Regions from separate parts of the Mus musculus genome. Here region 2 is linked to region 1. A link is a loop called in an ENCODE intact Hi-C map of the cell type or tissue named here. Cell type or tissue: left cerebral cortex. All regions are shown on one strand. Each heading gives the region's core, and the rest is flanking DNA. Links, peaks and the distances in the headings are about the cores only. Region 1 has its middle 67 kb from the start of Gm34466. Region 2 holds the start of Mylip (myosin regulatory light chain interacting protein).

Evidence for each region. A loop is a pair of places that touch in the nucleus more often than their neighbours do. Peaks named below come from ENCODE experiments on the same cell type or tissue, not always from the same donor. Only the 100,000 strongest peaks of a DNase experiment are listed, where the experiment ranks them.
Region 2: it touches region 1 in a loop (2.1-fold over the local background); 2 of 42 quality-filtered maps call a loop at or near these places.

What each region holds. Positions count from the first base shown.
Region 1 is chr13:45,197,898-45,203,276 of GRCm38, reverse strand. No RefSeq gene overlaps it. Among named protein-coding and RNA genes, the nearest start is that of Gm34466, 67 kb to the left of the region's middle. In left cerebral cortex, for the core only: no CTCF peak of the experiment used is centred there; DNase peaks (open chromatin) are centred at 815 and 2,550.
Region 2 is chr13:45,387,110-45,392,488 of GRCm38, reverse strand. It overlaps Mylip (myosin regulatory light chain interacting protein), which reads right to left and starts at 2,747. Exons shown (of 7, transcript NM_153789.3): 1 at 2,446-2,747; 2 at 1,110-1,300. The coding sequence starts at 2,532. In left cerebral cortex, for the core only: CTCF peaks have their summits at 2,080 and 2,958; DNase peaks (open chromatin) are centred at 1,434, 1,723, 1,964, 2,839 and 3 more places; H3K4me3 peaks cover 3,160 bases; H3K27ac peaks cover 2,049 bases.

The sequences.
Region 1 (5,379 bases), core at 154-5,153:
ATAAAACCAAGCTGTAAGGCATTTTTTAAACTAGTGATTGATGGGGAAGGGCCCAGCCCTTGGTGAGTGCCGCTATCCTTGGGGTATTGGTCCTAGCTTCTATAAGAAAGCAAACTGAGCAAGTCATGGGGAGCAAGCCAGTAAGCAGCATCCCTCCGTGGCCTCCGTATGAGCTCCTGCCTCCAGGCTCCTGCCCTGTTTGCGTTGCTGTCCTGACTTCCTTCAGTGATGAAGAGTGACTATGGAAGAGTAAGACAAATAATCCCTTTCCTCCCCAACTTGCTTTTTGGTCATGGTGTTTTGTCAGAGCAATAGAAACCCTAAGACACCCAGCAAGCAGGAACTCAGCTTCCAACCGACCTGCTGAGAAACAGAAAGACAATGGCCCAGTAGCATGGGTCAGTGTTAACTGATATGATAAGGACTTTTCTTCTGATTAACCCTCCCACAGCCAGTCACCTTAATAGTTAACCAATCCTGTTACTTTTCTACTGCTCCGTTTGCCTGAACTCGCCTGACAGAGAAGTGGCTTTGAAATGACTCTTCCGTTTCTCAATCTGTTATCTCAGTCTTTCTTCAGTCTTGCTTTGTCTTCAGCATATAGTCCATCTTCTCCAATCCTAACAGCCCCCACCCTCACCCCCACTCCCGACCCTGGATTTGGTGAACTTCAGCCTCCCAGGAGCTACCCCAAACATGTGGTTGAGAAGCAGGGTATGCTAGGAAATTAGGTTCCGATGAACATTCAGGAAATGCAGAAGACACCTAAGGAGACTACCCAAAGCCCCGAAGCCACACCTGCCGGTCCTAGACAGGAAGAAGGTTTAACCTAATGAAGCAAGTGGAAACAGGAAGAAGAAGGGATTCTCGGAGTGGTCCAAAGAACTTAGGGTCACTAAGTGCCCGGTTTGTCTGACACTAAGGACATTCCCATGACAGCTTTGAAACTGGAACAATTCTAAGCAAAGCTTTCTCTCCTGAGTCCACACCCACCCTCTCCTCACACCTCACATGACCCCGGAGCACCAAAACTGCACATTTTCCCTCACTAGCAGGATCCAGCTTCCCTGAGCATCAGAAAGGGAATAATGCTGAATAAAGTGTTGCATCTTGAATTGAGCATGACCGGCAGCTCCGTGGGTTCCTGAGGTATTTGCATCTTTAAAAAAAAAAGAGAGAGAGAGAAGCCATAATTTGTTTTGCCTCCTTCATTTCCTTTGTAGCTGAAATTGCTTTTTCAGAGTTATCTTCAAAACCAACAGTAAAACTCAGAGCTGCGCTTCAGAAAAACAAACCCTGGCCTCATTTGTCATCTCTTTTAAGTTGGCTAGAGAAAATAAAAATTTCCACTTCTCTCGAAAAACTGTACCTTACCAAACTTAGAGTCGGATTCTTCGCCGTCCTTCCAAACCAATTCTAATTTCTGCTTGATTTCCTTTTTTTTTTTTTTTTTTTTTTTTGTGATTGGTGTCATGACTCTAAGAGGGGAAAAAATTCTATGTGTATCTAAAGTCGTGTGCTTGCGGCCTATTAGGACAAATAAGAGAAGCAAGATGGATAATTAAACCATATATTGTTATGTAGAGCGAATCCAAAATCCAAAGCAGTGGGCTTTACCAAAAATAATTAATTATAATAAATACACATATAGATGTAATGGGAGAGACCTATGACCCAACATTTGCCAGGGAGTTTACCTCTCAGCTTGTAATAAAGCAAGCATGACTTTTGTCCAGATCTGAGCCCATAGACAAGTAGATGGGAAGGGACCTTGATCCTGCAGCCCAGATCCAATAGAGACGGGAATAGAATGAGTCTGTGGTCTGTACTCAATTACTAAGGTACAGAGTTAAAGAGGAAGGCTGATGGGGAAAGGCAGCCTTTTTACAGTGTAGGGACACTACCTATCACAACTTAGGTTCGAGGCCCAGCTCTGCCATACACCCACTGTGCTGAGTGATTTGGTAAAACAGCAGCAATCACAGCTACTATCATGGTCAACGCCTTCATTATCCGTGTGATAATGGATCACGAATCACCTGGTGTGTGTGGTATGGTGGAGTAGGTAGGTGGGTGTGGGAGTAGGCAGGTGGGTGGGTGTTTCCAGAAAGCTTGAAGTGAGAAAGATTCACCCATCACATGGGTGGCACCATTCTATGTGCCAGGGTCCCAGACTGAATAGAAAGAGATAAATTGCCTTACATTAAAAATTGTAAACAAATGTATACCCAATTTAAAAAGAAAAAAGAAAAAGAAAAAAAGAGAAAGAGGAAAAGCCAACGCCACAGCAGCTTTCGTTGCCCTATCTGCTTCCTGACTGTGGACACAAAGAGACCAGCCACTCCCACACCTGCGGCCGCCAGAGATCAGGAGCCAAAGTAAACTATTCCTTCAGTTGATTTATCAGGTGCTCCGTTGCAGCAATGAGACAAATAACAAGTGCAGCATCTTGAGAGGTTACTGTGAGGATAATTCATGAATACCCACATACAAAACACCCGGAGCTGTGCCTCCCACGTCCAAGTGGCTTGGTATTTGCTTATCTTAGGTTGGTGACAGAAATCTCTGATCTGTCTCTTGAGCAGATGAGCTGATTTTAAAAACTTGCTGTGTAACACAAGCTACACAGCAGGGCCGAATGCCATCTGCCAAGTCGCTCTGCTGGAGTCCCTAGGTGTGGTGCTGCCATGTGAATTAACTGTGCAAGTTTAAAAACCAGAAGGTGAAAATCCAGGTCTCTGGCTATTTTTTATTTTTTTTCTAAATAGAAAGATCAGGCTATACATGCCTCACGTTCTTCTACAGGGCCACTACATGCAGGGGTAGTGTCAAGAAGGCTGGGAGCTCCCCCAACTCACCAGACTCAAGTCAACCTGCTTCACTACAGGCAATTGTATTTGCTATAGTTATTTAAATCAGAGATCATCGAATTATAACCCAAGGTCAAATTGTGTGTGTGTGTGTGTGTGTGTGTGTGTGTGTGTATAAACTAGTGGCATGTATTCATTCACAGGACAATGCAGTTGTGGCCCACAAAACCTAAAGTATTAGTATCTGGTTCCAGATAGAAAAAGATCATGGATGTTTGCGAGACATTTATCCTTCAGCAAAGAATTTGCTCAAAGATAGTTTATCATTCACTCATTTTGCTTTTTGTTTCTGTTTAAAATTTGCATTACATTTTACTTACTCCGTGTGTGTGTGTGTGTGTGTGTGTGTGTGTGTGTGTGTGTGTGTAGGAGTGTAGGTGCATCATGTACAACTGGAGGTTACACGACAACCTGCAAGAGTTGACTCTTTCCTGCCATCATTGGGCCCTAGGGACCGAAGACAGGTCATTAGGCTCCTCAGCAGCATCTTCATCCGAGGATCCATCTCACCTCGAGTCCCTTATTTGTATGTTGAGACAGAGACTCACACTAAAGCCTCGAATGACCTCAAGTTTACCTGTACATCACAAACGTTAGGGGTAAATGTGAAAGCCATCACAGTAAATAGCCTTAGAAGAAGAGTTCACTTGTAGCCCAGGCTGGCTTCAGTTAGCAATCTTCCTACCGTGGCCTCCTGAATTCTAAGATTGAATGAGCCATTGTACTTGGATTTAACTTTTATTATTAATATGTATAACCTAATTAAAACTATGTTGGCATTTACATCTTATGTAGGTATGTATCATTATTAATTCTGGTACAGATTGGTACAGTACCCAGCACTCTCCTCGTATGCTCACATAAACATTCAACTGACTCTGACTTTGTGCTAGAAATATCCATGTGATCATTCTTATAGGATGTAGCAAAGAGACTTATGCTACGTAAATAGAAGACCACAAATGTTATCTGGGACATCAACTAAATGAGTCCATTAGATCCCAGGGATGGCATCTATCAACTCCTTTTTCCATTAGTTCTAAGGGAACTAATTTAATTTAATACCATTTCTTCCTATCAAATAAGAATTTAATGAGAGTCTTTACATTTTTTTCCTTGGAAGACATCTAAGGGATGAATTAATATTGATATTTTGCTAGATGCTTTCCATCCTTGAGGACATATTTTATATCATAAACTTGATATATAGATGTGATATAGAATATATTGACTATATATATCCAATGTGCTCTTGCCTGAAAACTCTGGCACATTAAAAATGTCTAATAAATATTTGTTGAATGACTTAATATACTGGGAACAGGGATGGGGAAAAGGCTATAAGCCAAGGCCCATCCTTCAGGGAGTTCTGAGCTTGGGATGAGCCTTCAGAACTGTCATGTGTTGGCAAAAAGGAATTATGTCTCTGCTTAATGCATTGAGAGAAGAGCGCAGCCATAGGACCAATTGGTAGGTAAATCTTGGACAACCCAACAGCTGGTTATTACTAGTCCTTCACCCCTCAAGAAGGATCCAGGTACAGATTACAGCATGAACCACATGGTGATTGCTCAGTAAATGCTAGTTTACTGAATGAATAGTTGCCCCTTAAATGAAGGAACAATGACAGGCTCCTGCATAGCTTTGTAACTGACATGCTTGGTCATTCTAAGTTGTATTACCTTGTCAACACGCCCTAGGTTTTTGTTTGGTTTTGGTTTTGGTTTTGGTTTTTTGTTTGTTTGTTTATTTGGTTTTGGTTTTGGGTTGGATTTTTTGGTTTTTGGTTTTTGTCAAGTTGACACAGGCTTCTTGTCTAAGAAGAGAAACTGCCTCATCAGATCTGTCCGGTAGGCAACTTTGGGAGACATTTTCTCGATTAATCTTAAGCATACCCTAAATACTGAAATCTTCTATCACAGGAATTGTGTTTGGAGGGGTTGCAGCCCAAACCCAGGGCCTCATCCATGCAGAAAAAGCTTTCTACCACTGAGCCACATCCCTGCTCTGTTTTATTTTATATTAGTTACTGATTATTAAGATAGGATTTTTCTATGTAGCCTAGGCTGGTTTTGAATTCATAACTATCATTCCCGTCTCTGCTCATGAGGATATAGTTTGGCTTCATGTATCTTTTTTTCCCCTTCTTTTTTTGTAGTTCTGAGGCTTGAACCCAGGCCCCTGTTCATGTTAGGTAAGTGTTGTGCTGTTGAGTTATAATTCCAAACCATCACTAATGACTTTAGTCTCTTCTAACTCTAAAATTGTGATGCTATATTTCAAAATTAAGAGGCGCCACCCCATTGGTTCCTCATCGTGTGGTTCGACATATGTCTTCTCTTATGGGAGACTGGGGGTGACAGCTGCACCTTCCTAATGTGCACAGATTATGTGAAGTAATGATAAAGCACACACAAGACAACCTGGCACGGGGAACGTGTCATAATGGTAGCTATTATTAGTCCTACTTGTCCCTGATGGCTCAGGACTCACTATACCTCACTAAGGA
Region 2 (5,379 bases), core at 131-5,130, 190 kb before region 1:
CAGTAAAAATTTCTTATGCCAGGTTCCTTCATAAACAAAATCTCTCTCAACCTTTAAAAGGCCACAGCAAGGCAGGCAAAGTGGACATTCCAAATCCAAATGGATGGTAGTTTTTAATGTTTCCATCGCTTGTTTAGTAAATAAAAAAAAGTGGTAAGTTAAACCCTCTCAGAAGAGCCTGTTCCCCATTAGGAGTCGAAATCTGCAGGATCACGTGTTTCACATGCGTGGCCCATTGCCAAGCCACAGGAGTATGGAAAACATCAGTGCTGGGATCCAAAGTTTGCTGTGGCTTTCAAAGCAATCATTTTCCTTTTTTCCACACGCCACTGTAGTCTCTTGCATTTTGGTAATAAATATTAAACATCACCTTCCTATTTTGGTTCATCTTTGAGAAAAGTATTATATAGTCAGCTCAGAGGGAAACGTACCGGGTATGTGTGTGTGTATTTTGGTCGTTTGAAAAGGAGACCACACCCACAGGCTTCGGTTGTCTACCATGGCTGGTGGCCCTTAGTTTAACAAGGAGGAAAAAAACAACAACACATGTCCAACAATCATTTTTAATAAATCTGTAGGCTGAAATTTACTTTACAGTGGCCCCTCAAAGAGTTCTTTTATTAAGATTTTGTGAAACTTAAAAAAGTTTTAAAATCTGTAGGAGGCCAGACAGAGCCGCTCCTGCTACACACTGTAATCTGACACTTAGGCTGAGGACTGACCAAGTTTAAGTAACCCAAGAGGAACTGTTTCCTGCTTTCCGCTAGAACGGTCTACAGTGACCTGTAGTAACACTGCTGAGGCGGGGTTACTAGCGGGCGTTAGATGAAGCTGTCAGGAAGTTGGTTTTCTTTTTGTTTGTAAGAAGTCAACCCTGCCTCTCCCACTAATATTATACAGAACAGGAAAAACAAAAACAAAACAAAACAAAAAACCAAGTGTTGAAAAACCCACCCAGGCCAACTGTGCTTTGGAAAACTTGAATTTTTCCTGAACTTCCTTTGCACCAAGTCAATTTTGCCAGGGAACATCTCCGGGAGGGCACGATAGCTACCACTAAATGGAATCTGAGGTGTACTTGACATTGGTTTGTTTCGGCCTCGCTTTACCTTGTCTGCTCCTGTAAGATGAGATGAGGCTCCACAAAGAACTTGACCCTCAGTTTAAGGCGGTAAGGTGCCAGCCCATCCATCTGCTGGGAGATCCGGTTTCTCAGATTCAGCCATAAGCTCTCACCTTTGCTCCCCGTGAACTGCAGCCCAAAATAATCAACCTCGATGATCCCTAGACGCCTGCACACCTAAAAACAAAACCAAAGGTATGGGGTGTGAGCAGTGCAAACCTAAGGGCTCCATCCGAGGAGAGGACTGGCCCCTGCTTTCCCAAAGTTCTACCTTCTTGCAATGCCAGTTGGTAGACCGACCGGAAAAACAAGGTTTTAAGGAAACAGCAAAGCCAAAACGCAGCCCTCCAGTGGAGGCTTGGCCTTGCTTGACTATTTCTAGGGTCTGACCAATGGCACAGGGAAAGGGGTCCCCCCAAAACAGACTTCCCAAAAGGCTGAGGTAGAAGAACACACAGGGTGTTTTATTTCTTATTCCAATCGCTGGAATTCCCCCCGCCACCCCCCCCCTCCGCCCCGCAGCACCATCTGCACAGCTGATTTGGCAGCGTATTATCTGGACAGTTTTAACCATCTGGATTCCAAAAACACAAACGCATTGAGGAAGCATGCTACAAGTGTCAGCTAAGCTTTACAAGCGCCTTTCCAAACAGCTCAGGTCCACAGGTCTCGTAGACACAGTATTTCAAGGGGTCAAATGGGCCTGCCAATATCCATTAGGCACACCCCGTTAGGAGCCTTAGTCACCCTTAAGAAAACACACGTGTAAAGACCCCTCAAGAAGGAGGCTGCCTGCAGAACCGTCCCCCGCAAATTACTCAATATACTCTGGATCCCTAGCAAGCCTAGAGTGTCAGGTGAACAGTCCTTCTGAGAAGCGGCTTGAGATTCGGGCCCACCTGATCAGCTAGGGAGCCCCGGGGCCAGCGACCGCTTGCAACCATCTCATCCCGGGACGCGGGTGGCGCTGCCGGGCTTTGCAAGGACTCCACGGGAGGCATCACACACACACACACCTGCGGCAGGTGTGCCGGGCCACCTTCTTTAGAGAAAAGTGCCAGGCTAACGGACAGGGTGGAGGTTCCCAGCAGTGTTCTGGTCTCCGGGCCCCGGATCCCCCACCGTAAGCGTCCTCTATGCTCCCCCCGCCCCCCCCCCACCGCACTCTCCACTCGCGGGGAGGAGGAGGAGGCTGGAGCCTGGCGTCCCGGGAGCACTCCACGGGCCGCTGCTGCAACGTCGCCCGGCTCCCGGGGAGCATCCCCGAGCCCCGAGGCTTCCCGGGGACAAGAAGGGATCCCCTTTCCGATCGCCGCCCTCACCTGGTTGAGACAGTCCTCGCCGTTGGCTTTTGCCTCCACCTCTACCTCCATCAGCACCGCGTCCGGCCTCGTCACATAGCACAGCATGGCTGGGGCCGCCGCCACCGCCGCTTCTTCTCGGGTGTGCGCCGGAGCTGTCGCCTCACCGCAATTGCTCCAAGTCGACTCCGGGCTCCGTGAGGAAGGTGCAGCCGTGCGGCCACCCGCCCTGCACCCCACGCAGCCGCCACTCGCGTCCCCGCCACCCCCACGACAGCCAGTTCCCGGGAGCTACACGGCCGCGCCGCTCCGACAGCCCTACTGCCTGCGCCGCTACAGGCACGCGTCTTTTATAGAGGCCCCGCCCCTCCGGCACCGGACTCCGCCAATCACAGCGTGCTTGCCCCTCCTCCCCAGCTCCGGCAACCAATTCCCAGTCTCGGTGGGCTGAAGCCCCGCCTCCCGGCACCGCCTGTGGAGCTGCGGGAGGTGGGAGCCCATCCTCTCCCCAATCCCCAGCACGGTCGCGGCCTCTGCCACTGGGCGACGCTCCTCCCAGCCCGCTGTCGCCCGCAGCTCCAGGGGACGCCTTTCTGTCCGGGTTTGAGAGAACTGTGATCAAAGGCTCCTGTGATGCTACGTTGCTACTACGGTTCTCAGGACTCCTGCGTGGGGTTACTCTAATAACCAGGTGGTTTGTGAAAGCCAAAAGAGAAGCAAGCAAGACAGAGAGCCTAAAGAAGAGGCTTTTCCGCTGGCATTTGCCACCGTGGGTTGTCAAAAGAAGAATCTAAGTAGAAAAGTTTTTGCAGCTGACCCAATATAAGCCGGTAATTTGATCCAAGCACCATTCTTATATTAACTCGTGCCAAGGGTTTCTATGTGTGGGTTCTGCTACATTGAAACACCTTACCAAGTTATGTCACCCAGCCTATCTCTCATCCAATTCGTTCACTATACACCTGGTACACTCCCTGCCCTTTCTTTCAGACACCCAGATGTTACCCCATCTTAAAGATAACAGGCTCATCTCAGGACCTAGCAGGATGGGAATCTCAATACAAGAGATTAGTGGTTAAAGGTGTACAACCTTCATATTTTTACCACCTGTTTCTCTTGGCCTATACTGTCTTTTTTGGTTTCTAAGATAAGCCGGGAGATATGGGTTTCAGCCTTGGATCTTTGGAAAACTCCATCTCTCTGAAGCTCAGTGTCCTCGCAGAATGGAGACTAGCTATTTTTGGACACCCCCTCCTGCAAGCCGCCCCCCCTCGCCCCAGCACCGCTGGGAAGCAATCTAGCCATCCCTGCCTGCCAATGACCCTATCTCTGTGCCGTTTGTTTGCTGTGCGTTTAAGACGAAGTCTTGCTGTATAGCTCAACCTGGTGGTGCACCTCGTACTTGGGCTCAGTGATATTTATTTCTGACGATGGGGAAAACATCGGAGAAGGACTGGGATCTTAGCAGAGCCCTCGCGGAGAGAACTGTTCAGTCTTTTGGCTTTGTGTTTCAGGAACACATGGTACAGTTCTCGAACTGCTCCAAGTCCAGTGTAAGCTTGCATTCATCCACCGGTCTACTGCTCATTCCTTTCCTTCCCGGAAGCAGGTCTGGCACGTGTACCTGGGAGATAACATTTAGATTATCTAATCTGTGGCCCATCGCTGGAAATTTCACCATAAGGAGAGGAGGCAACATGGAAATTGGTTGTATTGCTTAATATTTTTGAAAGGCCAAAACTTAACCAGCTTAAACAAGGGGGAACTTAGGGGACAGATTTGGGGAAATTCCTAGATACTGGGAGTAGAAAGGAGCTGAAGAAGAACAAAAATAAACAAACAGAATAAACAAAGACAAGACAAGAAACAAAAACAGAAACATTTCTATTTAACTATCTTTAAAACTATCTTACTTTGGGGTTTGGCAAGGATTTTTTTTAAATGGCTTTCTTTCATAGAAATGATTCTATATTTATATTTTTAATATGAGCAGCTAAATAATTTGTAGAAGCGAAGGAAATGTCAGGTTTAAAATTTTTAATTAAGAAAAATTTAACAACCATCAGTTACTTACAAACCAGTTGCATGGCTAACAATGACATAGGCATCTCTTTAACCCACATCCATTGAATTCCTTCTGTGAGATCCTCAATAAAGAGCTAATCATTTTAAAACCAAGTATCTCCAGAAAAGAGCCAGCAAAGGGGCTCTGTGGATTAAGGTACCTGCCACCAAGCCTGATGACCTGAATTTGACCCCAAGACCCATGGAGCAACAACCACAGGTTGTCCTCTGACCGATACGTGTTACATATATGAACACTAAAGTGTAAAAATTAAACTAAGGCATCGCCAGTTACTACTGAAGAAAAGAGGTGGTTTTAACAAAAGAGATCAAGGGCTGGGATTGAAACTCAGTTGATAAAGTGATCACGTAGTATGGACTTAGCCCCGAGTACCATCAAGTGGCCCTGGTGGCAACAGTGTGCCACCACTGTGTAATGGCAACAATGTGCCACCACTGTGTGTAATGGCAACAGCGTGCCACCACTGTGTGTAATGGCAACAGCGTGCCACCACTGTCTGTAATGGCAACAGTGTGCCACCACTGTGTGTAATGGCAACAGTGTGCCACCACTGTGTGTAATGGCAGCAGTGTGCCACCACTGTGTGTAATGGCAGTGGTGAGACACCACTGTGTGTAATGGCAGCGGTGTGACACCAGGCCAGCAATCCCAGCAGCACTTGCAGGATAGAGGTAGAAGCATCAGAAACTTGAGGTCATTGTAGGTTAAGTAGGGAGTTTGAGGATATCTTTAGCTAAAGACTAGACCTCAAATTAATTAAATAAAAAATTAAATAAATAAAAATTAATTAGTGAATGAACTGAGTGATTGAAACTCTTAGCCAAATGTTGTGGCACACATGCACACATGCCTGGAATCCCAGCACTTGG